3 separate regions of the Homo sapiens genome follow, and all the other regions are linked to region 2. Evidence: chromatin contacts called from ENCODE Hi-C or POLR2A ChIA-PET data. All regions are on one chromosome and are shown on one strand. Each heading gives the region's core, a stretch centred on a gene start or an enhancer-like site at or near the end of the contact. The rest is flanking DNA. Distances are from core to core; before and after follow the strand shown.

Region 1 (3,852 bases), core at 1,145-3,644, 180 kb after region 2:
CAAACTCCTGACCTCAAAGGATCCACCCGCCTTGGCCTCCCAAAGTGCTGGGATCACAGGCGTGAGCCACCATGCCCGGCCCATCTTTTTTTTTTTTTTTTTTTTTAAAGATGTTAATAAACTTTATACCTTTCTGGAGACTTTGTTCTAAAATGTACATAAATGCTCATCTAGTTAACATATTTACTTAGAATGTGGGAGGAGGAGTCACATTATTATCCCTGAATCTCAAGTACAGCAGAAGTGAATTCCTGGGATAGTAGGATAGACTAACATGTAAAAAGGCCAGGTGATGCATAGGTTCTCATTTCACTGCCCTCAGCCTTCCTCTCCTTCTGAGCTGTGCCTTCTCACATGTTCAGTCAACTCCAGGGAATATTGTCTCCATCTTCTGGATAGAACTAGTTGCAGGATCCGTTACAAGAATTCAGAGTTTTGGCATCTCCCCTTTGTATGTTGTAGGAGAAGGTTTGGCATTGAAAATGTGCTGTTGTTCCAAAGAAAAATTAGCAAAGGACTTGAGATTTAGAAAAGTCTCCTTTGTAATGTGCATCATTACCAGTTATCTAAAGAAAAACATGTAAAAGCCAACAAAACCCTTGAAAATATTTTGCATATGGATGTCTGTTTCACGTTTCAACTGAAGATGTATAGAGCACCTCTGATGATGAGGAAGATACCATGCTAGGCAGTACTTTCAAGAACGTGAGTTCTTATTTCTGCAGGCCTTTTGTGCCCCCTTTTAAATGTTAGCATTTATTAGGTACAAACTAGTGGGGAAGGTTTTTTTAAAAAGTTTTGCAGTCTTGTAATTTACCTTTTTAAAAAATTTATTTTATTTTTCTGAGATGGAGTCTTGCTCTGTTGCCCAGGCTGGAGTGCAGTGGTGCCATCTCAGCTAACTGCAACTTCCACTTCCCAGGTTCAAGCGATTCTCCTGCCTTAGCCTCCCAAGTAGCTGGGACTACAGGCGCATGCCAGCATGCCTGGCTAATTTTTGTATTTTTAGTAGAGCGGGGGTTTTGCCATGTTGGCCAGGCTGGTCTTGAACTCCTGACCTCAGGTGATCCGCCTGCCCTGGCCTCCCAAAGTGCTGGGATTACAGGCATGAGCCACTGCGCCCAGCCTTGTAATTTACCTTTGATGGTGACCTGAAATGCAGTATGATCCTATATGTGGCACGTAGTAATGTTCAGTGTTTGCTGAATTAATTCTGGGCAGCACTAAGAAATCCCTCTTTCCCAGTCATATTCTATAACACATTTCCCATTTGCCACAAAACCTGCAGCTTTTTGGTCCAGGTAATGACATTTGCTGCCATTTTGATGATTTAAAAATGGTCGTGGGAGTTGAACATAGTCATGAATTCAGGATTCCTGAGCATGTAGACAGTCATCCCAGTGGAAAGACACGTTCACTTAAGAGAAGTTTAAGTTAGAGGAAACAGTTTATGCTAAAAAAATTTTTAGAAAAGTCCTTGAGAATTTTTGATTTAGTCTTGACCTCATGAAGCTGGTAGTTATGATGTGCATAGTTTGTATCACCGTTTATGAAGATGGAGAATCTAGTCAGCACGTGTTGGTTTATTCTAGGAATTTTTAGGGAACACTTCTGTTGCTGGCACCAGGTGATGAATATGGTTAAAAAAAGACTCGTTTCTGCCTAAACATAGGGAAGAAGAGCAAATTAAAAGGAGTAATTAAAACTGATAAAAGCTCAAGTTACCTTTGTGATGATGAGGCGGGCAGTTAACGCGAAAGGGTTGGGAAAGGCTTCCTGGAGGGACTAGGGGGCGGTCTAAGCACAGGGAACCTAACCGGGGACTCCAGTGTGGCACAGCGGCAAGGTATGTGCTGGGCAAAATGATAGGTGTCTTGGGAGACCAGGCAAAGAGAGCTGGATTAGGAGCCGTTAAGTATATATTTTTCTTCTTTTTAAATAAAATAATGCACTGGGTGAACATGTAAACGCTAAGTTGAAAATCTGCCTTTCCCAGGTAACCCTTGTTAATCTTTCTACAACTTCATTTCGTACAAACCTGAAAAACACACTGATTTTGTCTTTAAATGGGCACACGCTGCTTACACTCCTCGGCGCCTAGCCTTTCTGAAGCCCCACGCGGCCGTCCCTCCAGCATTGAAGGCTGGGGCAGCCCAGCTCCCCTCCAGCGCCCTTACAGCCAGACCGCGGCGGGGTCGGGCCGCGCACGCGCAGGGCGGACGGCCGGATCTGGGGCGCCGCTGCTCCGGGTGGTCGGAGGTAGGAGTCCCATCTTGGGTCCAGGGCCGGTAGAGCCCCTTACCGGGGGTAGGGAGACTGCGCACCCGCTAGAGCCAACTGTCAGGGCCTGCAGACGTCGGGTGACGTCACTGTTACAAAATTGGCGGTCACATCGTCTTAAGGGCCGGTGGCAGCGGCTGCGCGAACGGGAGTTGGCTGCCGGGAATCAGTGCTCACTTCCTTCTGAATTGGGCGTGTGCAGTCGGTTCCTAGGGAAGTGCTCTGCTGCAGCCACCAGATTTAACGGATGCTGCTCTCTAGCACTTAACATAGAAGCTAAACTACCTGGCGTTAAAATTAATTCCATGAGCATAAGGACATTTGTCCTATCCCCTATTCTGCTGTTGAATTAATGACTGGAAAACATTGCGCGGAGGTATTTGGGAGTAGTATGGCTTTTTTTTTTTTTTTTTTTTTAACAGCAAATGGTATAAATCTCAGGTACAATTCAGTATCTTCTTCACCAGTTGTTTTTTTTCAGCATGTATTATTACTACCACTAACGGCCTCTGTTGAGCCCTTCCTTGCTATGTAAGCAGCCATATTTAATTCTCAGAACAATGTAATGAGGGTGCGCAAATGCACATGAAGAAACAGGTTTCCAGACGTGAGGCACCTAACTCAGTCCAACTTGCACGAAGCTCGCATTGAAAACCAGATGTGACTCCGAAGCTAGGTTTTTTTTCTCTCTTGCCTCACTCTCAATATTGCTGTCAGTTCCTCCTCAATCTTTAGGTTTGGGCAGGGACAAAGAATACATGGATTGTTCCTCCACATGCTGCAAACACATTCACCTAAGCAGAGCACAGGTAGTGAGATGAGTAGAGAGAACTGAATTAGAGGATTCTGGATGTCAGTCTTTGCTGTCACTTCTTTTGGCTTGTGCTAGAACAGTGGTTCTTACAAGTGTCACGTGATAGACACATTCTAAGGTCCTATCCCAGACCTACAGAATCAGAAATTGGTGGTGGGGCCCAGCAAGCGTGCTCAAATTTGAGAGCAGGTAGACTACAGGGTAGTTTCCGCATATACAAAAGGTGTTTTAATTCTTGCTGTCAGTCTCAGAAGTTTCATGCTGAGATAACCAAATTTAAATGATAAAGGTGCAAGACTGACTCTTAAAATCACATTTTTTCAAATTGCCATAGCTTGCTAGTGTTCTCATTCACTGTGCTTTTACAGCTTCATTTTCCACTATTTTAAGAGAAGAAATTGCTATGAAGTGTATGTCCAAGTGAGGAAGTTCCCTGGTCTGAGGTTGTTTAAAACTTACAATAGGCCGGGCACGGTGGCTCAAGCCTGTAATCCCAGCACTTTGGGAGGCCGAGGTGGGTGGATCACGAGGTCAGGAGTTCAAGACCACCCTGGCCAACATGGTGACACCCTGTCTCTACTAAGGATACAAAATTAGCCGGGCATGGTGGCACACGCCTGTAGTCCCAGCTACCTAGGAGGCTGAGGCAGGAGAATAGCTGGAACCCGGGAGGCAGAGGTTGCAGTGAGCTGAGACTGTGCCACTGCACTCCAGCCTGGGTGACAGAGCAAGACTTGGTCTCAAAAACAAAAAACAAA
Region 2 (4,122 bases), core at 1,136-3,635:
GAGGGAGAGTCAAAGAAGGAGCTGTGATGATGAAAGCAGAGTGGGGGGTGATGCAGGCCTGGATCCCAGGGTTAGAGGCAGCCTTAAGAAGCTGGCAAGGGCAAGGGACGTTTTCTCCCGTAGGGCCCCCAGAGGGAGAGCAAGCCTGTGCCCCATTTCTGACTCTGACCCCCGAGTGGAACAGAATGCATTGATGTTGTTTGAAGCCTCTGCGTTTGTGGTAATTTGTGACTGCAGCCATGGGGTGTGAATCCACAAGTTCTGTGACCTCAAGCAAATTCCTTAACCGGAGAGCCCACATTCCCTCATGGGGTGAGGGTGCCGTGGCTCATGCCTATAATCCCAGCATTTTTGGGAGGCTGAAGTGAGAGGATTGCTCGATCCCAGGAGTTTGTGATCAGCCTGGGCAATATAGCGAGATCTCGTCTTGACAAAAAATTGTAAAATTAGCCAGGCATGGTAGCACACGCCTCTAGTCCCAGGTATTTGGGTGGCTGAGGTGGGAGGATCGATTGAGCCTGGAGGTGGAGGCTGCAGTTAGCACCACTGCACTTCTGCCTGGCCTACAGAGTGAGACCCTGTCTCAAAAATGACAACAACAACAATAATAACGCCTACCTTGAAGTGTTGTATTAAAAAGTATATATTAGGGCTGGGTGCGGTGGCTCACACCTGTAATCTTAGCACTTTGGGAGGCCAAGGCGGGCATATCACTTGAGGTCAGGAGTTCGAAACCAGCCTAGCCAACATGGTGAAACCTCGTCTCTACTAAAAATACAAAAAAACATTAGCCTGGCATGGTGGCGGGTGCCTGTAATCCCAGCTACTCAGGAGGCTGAGGCAGGAGAATCGCTTGAACTCCGGAAGGGGAGGTTGCAGTGAGCTGAGATTGCGTCACCGCGCTCTAGCCTCGGTGACAGAGTAAGACTCTGTCTCCAAAAAAAAAAAAATTAAACGCCTGGCTCATAACAAAACTTAATACATGATGCCGTTATGAAAAGGAGGAAGAGAGAGGTGAGGAGAAACAGAAAGAGGAAGAGGGAAGAGAGAAGTTGGGTGGTGAAGCTACAGCCAGCCCCATGTTCTGGGCAGCTCCAGGCAATGCGGGGCCCATGGAAACCTGCCCATCTCTTCACCTGGCTTTCATTCATTTTGACTTCAGGACACTCTTATTCTCCTTAGAAGGGTCAGGGCCAACCTCTACTAATAGACCCCTATGAAAGCTTTCCCTACTGAATGAAGAACTGCAGTAAAAAACAGGTATAAGAGCCTGCCCCAGTATACGCCTCTGGCACTCCTGTGGCTCCACGCCACCAATGCACAGCAGCAGATTTGTCTTTCCGCCTTTTTAACTTTCCAGGCTTGACCAACAGTAGCCTATGCAGAAATGTGCAAGTCACAAGCTGAATCCTTCTTTTGTGAAGGAATTGAGCTGGTGACCTGAGAGAGCTGGGGTGTGTGTGTGTGTGTGTGTGTGTGTGTGTGTGTGTGTGATTTCCAATTGCCTCCAATTTCTCCACATTCTCAACATTTTAACATTCTAGTGAGTGTAAAGTGATATCTCATTGTGGTTTTAGCTTGCATTTTCCTGAAAACTAATAATGGTGGGCACTTTTTCCTGTACTATATAGCTACTTATATATCTCCGAATGTTGATTCACGACTTTTTGCCTATTTAGATAAGCTGGGTTGTTCATCTTTTTATTGCTGATACAAATACATTGTTGGTGGATGTGTAAAATGATACAACTTATTTGGAGAATTGTTTTTCGCAATTAAAAAAATTACACATCTATCCATGCTATGACCTTGCAATTCCATCCACAGTAAATAAAAAGCATATGTCTACACAAAGCCTTATTCGTAAATATTCATAGAAGCTTTATTTGTATTAGGCAATAAGTGGAAATGATCCAAATGTCAGTCAGTTGGTGCACAGATAGACCAACTGGAATACAGCTATGCAATAGAATACCACCTGGCAATAAAAGTGAATTAACTATTGATACGTGCTACAACATGACTGAATCGCTAAAACATTATGATTCCTGAAAGAAGGCAAACACAAAAGAGTATGCACTGTATAATTCTGTATAATTCCACATATGTAAGTTCTACAACAGGGGAAGCTAATTGTGGTGACAGAGGCGGATCAGTTGTTGCTTTCAGGGTAGGGCATGGGGAGAGTAGGAGGGAACCTTCTGGGGCAGTGGAAATACCGTATATATTATTTAGAGTAGGGATTACACTGGGGTATACAGTTGTCGAAAAATCATCAAATGAAGATCTGTGCATTTCATTGTATGTAAATGTTATCTTGTTAAAAACAAAACTGAATTATGCCACAAATTTGAAGTGCTACCACCAGGTGGCACTGATGCGTAATTTCCAAGAGTTCAACTGTAAAGTTTATGCAGTGACTAAGACTCATAAATCATTCTATTTGCAAGTGTTCTCAAAAGCATGTGGCATTGTTTTGTGGGTATTTTTCATTTCAAAAAATAATATTGTGCTGGAGGCCTCCTTCTGTTCCTTTCTTCTTTTTTCCCCCATTCAGCATTGTGGAGTTTTGGCGTTTTTTGCTCTTGTTTATTTGTTTTTTGTAGAGACAGGGTCTCACCATCTTGCTCAGGCTGGTTTCATACTCCTGGGCTCAAGCAACCCTTCTGTCTCAGCCTCCCAAAGTGTTGGGATTACAGGCTTGAGCCACTGCAACTGGACAGAACCATGTTTTAAAGATTTCTTGACCTTTTGTGTGTATCTAATTCATTGCTTGTTACTGTGGTAGAATATTCTGTAGTGTGCTTATGTCACATTTTACTTACATTCATTTCCCCAATGATGAATGCCTCATTGCATCCAGCTCTCCAGCCATCACAAATAACTTGGTGATAAAATATCCTCTTATGGCCAGGCACAGTAGTTCACGCCTATAATCCACCCCCCCCAGACTTTGGAAGGCCGAGGCGGGTGAATCACCTGAGGTCGGGAGTTCGAGACCAGCCTGACCAACATGGAGAAACCCTGTCTCTACTAAAAACACAAAATTAGCCGGGCATGGTGGTGCATACCTATAATCTCAGCTACTTGGGAGGTTGAGGCAGGAGAATCGCTTGAACCCACGAGGTGGAGGTTGCGGTGAGCCGAGATCGCACCATTGCACTTCAGCCTGGGCAACAAGAGCGAAACTTTGTCTCAAAAAAAAAAAAAAATCCTCTTACATGTCTCTTTATGGAGTTGTGTGAGAATCTCTTTAATTATATAGCCAGTAGTGGGATCCTCCCCATCCCTACTCATAATATTTATTTATTTGTAGCATTTTATCCCCTTCTACTTAATACATTTCCTCCAGAATTGGTCATTATCTTGGGTGAAATAAGCCAGTCCCAAAAAGACAAACGTAGCATGTTCTCACATATGTGGGAGCCAAAAAAAATGTGATTACATTGAGGTAAAGAGAGGAAATACGGAGAACAGAGACTGAGAAGAATGAATGGAAGAGATGGGGAAGGATGAAGAGAAGTGGGTTAAAGTGTACAAACAGTTAGATAGAAGGAATACATTCATTGCTTGATAGCAGAGTAGGGTGACTATAGTTAAACAAAAATGTACTGTACTTGGGTGATGGACAGCCTAAATACCTTGACTTGATCACTATGCATTATATATATATGTAACGAGATTTCACATGTACCCCATAAATTTTTACAATTTTTACAAATAAAAAGATGCATCATAAAAAATTTCCTTCAAAATCTTCATGCTAAAAGTTATTAAGTATATTTAAGCAATGTCCTAAACTTTTAAATTAAAGGGAATATTTGCTGTGAATCCTTTTACTTCTCTCTTTGCAAAATAGCAAGTGTTGTTTGAGATGTGTTTTAAATTTACAAAATAGTATTGCTGACTAAGATTTGGATGTCCTTTTTTTTTTTTTTTTCATTCTCAAAGGAGGTGACCAAATTGTTAATCTGGATTTTTTTATACTGAATAAATTTCTCTCAATTTTTTTGTGGTATAGCAACTGAATTTGTGCACCATTGTAAATTGTAAATTAAAGCTGATATTTAAAAACAACTTTTAAGGCAAAGTTTCTCAATGGTGACACTACTGACATTTGGG
Region 3 (4,342 bases), core at 402-2,901, 220 kb after region 2:
CTGGCCACTAATACACTATAGACAATGGACTAGGCCTAACAAGCAGGACGTGGAAACTCTGCCCAATTTTGCACATTATATAGTGAATGATGTAATTAGAATGATCCAATCCAACTTTTGGATGCAAGACACACAAAGGCAGGTCAAAGAAGCACCCTTAACCGAGAGGGATGCTTAATTGAGGGAACAACAAAACTGGTCAGGTCACCAGAGTTGCCTCTTTTTATCTTGGGCAGTTGTGAACAACATTCCTCAGCTGTAAGGCCTGTGTGGCTGCTGAGATGCTGCTTGTGTTTTCCCACTTCCTTATATGACCCTAATATAAACCTGCATCTTCTCTGCTAACAAAAGCAAGCCTGTCCTCTGTGTTTCTTGGAAGATCCTCCCACCTTCTGTCTTGAAGGCTCTGATAGCTTCATCATACCATTAAGTCTCTGCTTTTCCATGGAAGGAAACAATACTCCACCTTGATGAAGAATGTGACTCCTTAAATCTCAATTTTGTTAAAGAAAAGATTATTCAATGATACTTGCTGAAGCATGGTAAGGAAGACTTTATTCAGGAACTTCATGATAGGTATATAGAGCTCACTGCAACGGGGTTTTGCAGTGGAAGAGAGATTAGGCTCAACTCCAAACAGCAGCATGGGCAAGTGGGCATTTATGGCCAAGGAGCTGTGTAGGGGTCAGTGGATGGAAAATTACTAAGAGGAAACATCGGGGTAAAGGAGTTTCTGGCTAAATATACCTAACAGGATTCTTGCTGGAGACAGGCCAAGGTAATCAGACATCATCTGGGGGATAGTGGAGAATAAGGAACCTGATCAGATATTGAGAATAACCACATAAGGCGGGGTGGTGGTGGTGGTTCTTGGTAAACTGACTTAGCCAGGGTCTGTGCTAAAACTGGATTTTACAGGGAAGTGCACAGATGGGCCTAGCAGAAAATTCAGAAACCTAATTCAACCAAAGAATTTTTGCCAGTGTGTTGTACTTGAGAAAAATTATAAACTATACTTTTACCTCCGAGATAGGGATTGTTCCTTCTGCCAAAATGCCTTTGAATAACTGCAATATGATTCTTAGGGAACTTTCTGGAATTGCTGTAAAAAATCAGTACACGCATCTTATCCCTGCATCTTGCTTTTTTTCTCCCGGATTGCCCCTCAGTTCATTTAGTGTACACAGCACTACAAAAAACAGGTTTCCCTGCCTCTTACCGCTCCATTCTTTCCTCCCTGCACAAAGGAGAAAGCGGACTGTAGTTTAAAAAGCAAGTAGCAGTGCTACAGCAGGTTGTCTGCAGCAGGAGAGATGGCCTTAAAGGTTGTGAACGTCTCCTTATGGAGTATCGAGAAGCTGCACAGCCACCTAGAAACGTCCACAGAGGGATTGGGTCTGAAATGTCACCCAATTCAGAGACTGTGAGGCAGTGACAGGCGAGTGGCCCTCAGGCAGAGAGATGCTGAGAGAGCTGGTCCCCACAGGCATAACTTCCAGGATCCTCAGTTGGACCACGGCCCAGAGAGAACCCAATTGGGGCGGACGCTTTTTGATCTGGGAAGTGGGCAAGATTCTTTCAGCCAATCCGTTAGAGAGGTGCTGGTGACGTCACTGGTCGCGATACAGCCGGCCTCTGACGTCATCCCGCAGCGCCGGAAGCGGTGAGGCACAGATGAGTAACGTGAATTTGTCCGTCTCCGACTTCTGGAGGTAAGGCGGTCGTCAGCCTATCTCTTCTGCTGGCTGGGCTCAATGCCGCGGGTGAGCGTTCGGCCGAGGCTGCTCCTACCCTTGAGTGATGTGCCTTGAATGACGCTGCTTTCATGCGCTGCTCTCACGGCTGCTTTCTCCGTCCTCCCCTGTTACTACCTTGGGCTGTTTCAGCGGGCGCTCGCGTTGGTCTTCGACCCACTTTGCGTTTGTTCACGTGTGCTCCCGACACCTGTATGTACCTTGGTCGCAACACAAGCCGAAAAAATATTAGAGAATGGGCCCTGTCCAACCAAGGAGGCGGCCCAGCTTGTCGGGAAGGGCAGCGTTTCCGCCAGAAATGCTTCGTGAAAGGCACTTGAGGGACCTTAGCAGCATCCTCAACAGGCCTTGTAGGGAATGCCAGAAGAAGCAGTCCTTGGCCGGGCGGGGTGGCTCATGCCTGTAATCCCAGCACTTTGGGAGGCCGAGGCGGGCGGATCACCTGAGGTCGGGAGTTCCAGACCAGCCTGACCGACATGGAGAAACCCCGTCTCTACTAAAAATACAAAACTAGCCAGGTGTGGTGGCGCATGCCTGTAATCCCAGCTACTCGGGAGGGTGAGGCAGGAGACGTTCTTGAACCCGGGAGGCGGAGTTTGTGGTGAGCTGAGATCGCGCCATTGCACTCCAGCCTGGGCATGCCAAGAGCGAAACTCCGTCTCAAAAAAAAAAAAAAAAAGAAAAAAAAAAAAAGCCTTTCCCCATACATACCAGTGATAGTGGCTTAACAAAGCAGGGATAAAATTTCTATTTGGAATTGCTGTGATCTAGGTTTGGAACTTTTGGGGATTGTTCATATGTGAGACAATACAGATTTGTGCTCGTTCTTCTTAGTTACACAGTTATTACTTTCTTTTTTTCTTTTTCTTTTCTTTTCTTTTTTTTTTTTTTTTTTTTTTGAGACAGAGTCTCACTCTGTTACCCAGGCTGGAGAGCAACGGCGTGATCTCGCCTCACTGCAACCTCCGTCTCCCGGGTTCAAGCTATCTCTGCCTCAGCCTCCCAAGGAGCTGGGATTACAGGCGTGTGCCACGACGCCTGGCTAATTTTTTGTATTTTTAGTAGAGATGGGGTTTCACCATGTTGGCCAGGCTGGTCTCAAACTCCTGACCTCAGGTGATTCGCCCCCCTCGGCCTCCCAAAGTGTTGGGATTACAGGCGTGAGCCACTGTGCCCAGCCGCAGTTATTGCTTTCAAATGATCTTTTTATATGTCCACAGCTCCTGCTTGCCCTACCTTCGCTATTAACAAGAGTGATAATAGTGTTGAATGCTTTTTATCAGACACTGAGCTTTACATACTTTGTCCTTTAGCTCTTGTGACAACCCCATGGTGTAGAGCAATTGTTAATACCGCTTGACACTTGAGGGAATGAAGGCTTGGAGAGGTTAAATAACTTGCCTCAAGTCACACAGCGAGTAGGTGGTAGAACCAATGTTTGAATTCAGGCAGTCCAACTTCAGAGACCTTGATCTTCGCCACTGTTCTATATTGTTTTTCTTCGACTGTCCATTAAGCTCCCAGACACCTACTCTTTGTTACCTTTTATTTTTATTTTTATATTTTTTTGAGACGGAGTCTCTGTCGCCCAGGCTGGAGTGCAGTGGCGCGATCTCGGCTCACTGCAAGCTCCGCCTCCCGGGTTCACGCCATTCTCCTGGCTCAGGACTACAGGCGTCTACCACCACGCCCGGCTAATTTTTTGTATTTTTTAGTAGAGACGGGGTTTCACCGTGTTAGCCAGGATGGTCTTGATCTCCTGACCTCGTAATCTGCCTGCCTCGGCCTCCCAAAGTGCTGGGATTACAGGCGTGAGCCACCGCACCCGGCCTGTTTGTTACCTTTTATTTTATGGAGAAAATTAGGGTCATGAGATGTGCTTTCCCTCACATTTCTGCCTCTGCTTTCCCTTTTAAAGTCATCAAGATTTATACCCTTTTCCTTTTGTCTCAGAGGATGAATTGTCTCTCTAATCAGAGCAGTTTCTTTATGTTTGCTTCTGATATTTTATGCTGTCACTTATGAGACCTTGTTTTCATTTGTCATTTCTGTTTCCAGTCGTGTATAAACAAGGCCAGGTTTCTCAGATCTCTGACACTTCCCGTTGCCGAAGAAAGAAAAACTCCTTGGTGGTCCATTATAACTTTAGCTGTCATCCAATAACTTTCTTTCTCTTTATATCCAAACTGTTTTAGTGAGTATTCTGAACTCTGCCTCCATTTCCTCACCTTTTGTTTCCTTCTGTATCTAGCTCTCAGACCCATCATTCCCCTGAAATTTCACCCCAAGGTCACCAGTGACTATTGTCAAACCAGATAAAAATTTTTTGATTATTACTGGATCTCTTTGCTGCTTTTGGAACTTGGTCATCCCTTTACTCCCTTCTTCTTTGCTTTACGTGTCAGTGCTCTCAGATGATTTATTCAACAAGTATTGATTGGGATACAGAGATGAACAAGACAGATAAATTGTTTTCTCTTAAGGAATTTACATTCTAGCTGTTCTCCATGTGCCTTTCTTACCAGTCATTTCTGCTATGGGTAGTCATTTTCCTCCTTCCCTAAAATGTTGGGTGTTTCTGTTGTTTG

What was found. Hi-C counts contacts between places; a loop is a spot of excess contacts on that map. ChIA-PET counts read pairs that join two places held with the same protein, here RNA polymerase II (POLR2A). Pooled maps may share reads with other maps.
Region 1: a loop to region 2 is called in a map of endothelial cell of umbilical vein, with 5 times the contacts of the local background. The contact joins two enhancer-like sites. A Hi-C loop is called at or near these places in 1 of 168 maps with a recorded cell type or tissue (endothelial cell of umbilical vein), 3 of 37 single-sample maps with no recorded cell type and 14 of 50 pooled maps. POLR2A ChIA-PET finds 5 or more read pairs at or near these places in 5 of 52 experiments (A673, H1, T-cell and 2 more).
Region 3: a map of naive thymus-derived CD4-positive, alpha-beta T cell shows a loop between it and region 2 (11-fold over the local background). The contact joins the promoter of APTX here to the enhancer-like site in region 2. A Hi-C loop is called at or near these places in 4 of 168 maps with a recorded cell type or tissue (K562, PC-9, mammary epithelial cell and 1 more), 10 of 37 single-sample maps with no recorded cell type and 15 of 50 pooled maps. POLR2A ChIA-PET finds 5 or more read pairs at or near these places in 1 of 52 experiments (MCF 10A).

The regions. Positions count from the first base shown.
Region 1 is chr9:33,042,838-33,046,689 of GRCh38, reverse strand. It overlaps SMU1 (SMU1 DNA replication regulator and spliceosomal factor), which reads left to right. Exons shown (of 12, transcript NM_018225.3): 12 at 1-3,852. Among named protein-coding and RNA genes, the nearest start is that of DNAJA1, 19 kb to the right of the region's middle. RefSeq lists a silencer at 2,032-2,351 and an enhancer at 2,206-2,707. Within about 2 kb of position 2,394, at least 34 of the 41 ENCODE cell types and tissues checked have a DNase peak (open chromatin) inside an H3K27ac peak, as active enhancers do.
Region 2 is chr9:33,224,039-33,228,160 of GRCh38, reverse strand. No RefSeq gene overlaps it. Among named protein-coding and RNA genes, the nearest start is that of SPINK4, 14 kb to the left of the region's middle. RefSeq lists an enhancer at 896-1,065. Within about 2 kb of position 2,385, at least 2 of the 41 ENCODE cell types and tissues checked have a DNase peak (open chromatin) inside an H3K27ac peak, as active enhancers do.
Region 3 is chr9:32,998,937-33,003,278 of GRCh38, reverse strand. APTX (aprataxin) reads left to right here and starts at 1,651. Exons shown (of 8, transcript NM_001195248.2): 1 at 1,651-1,712. LOC124902140 (a long non-coding RNA gene) reads right to left here and starts at 1,502. Exons shown (of 2, transcript XR_007061454.1): 1 at 1,220-1,502; 2 at 534-1,102. RefSeq lists enhancers at 1,453-1,722, 1,482-2,094, 2,095-2,706 and a silencer at 2,193-2,252.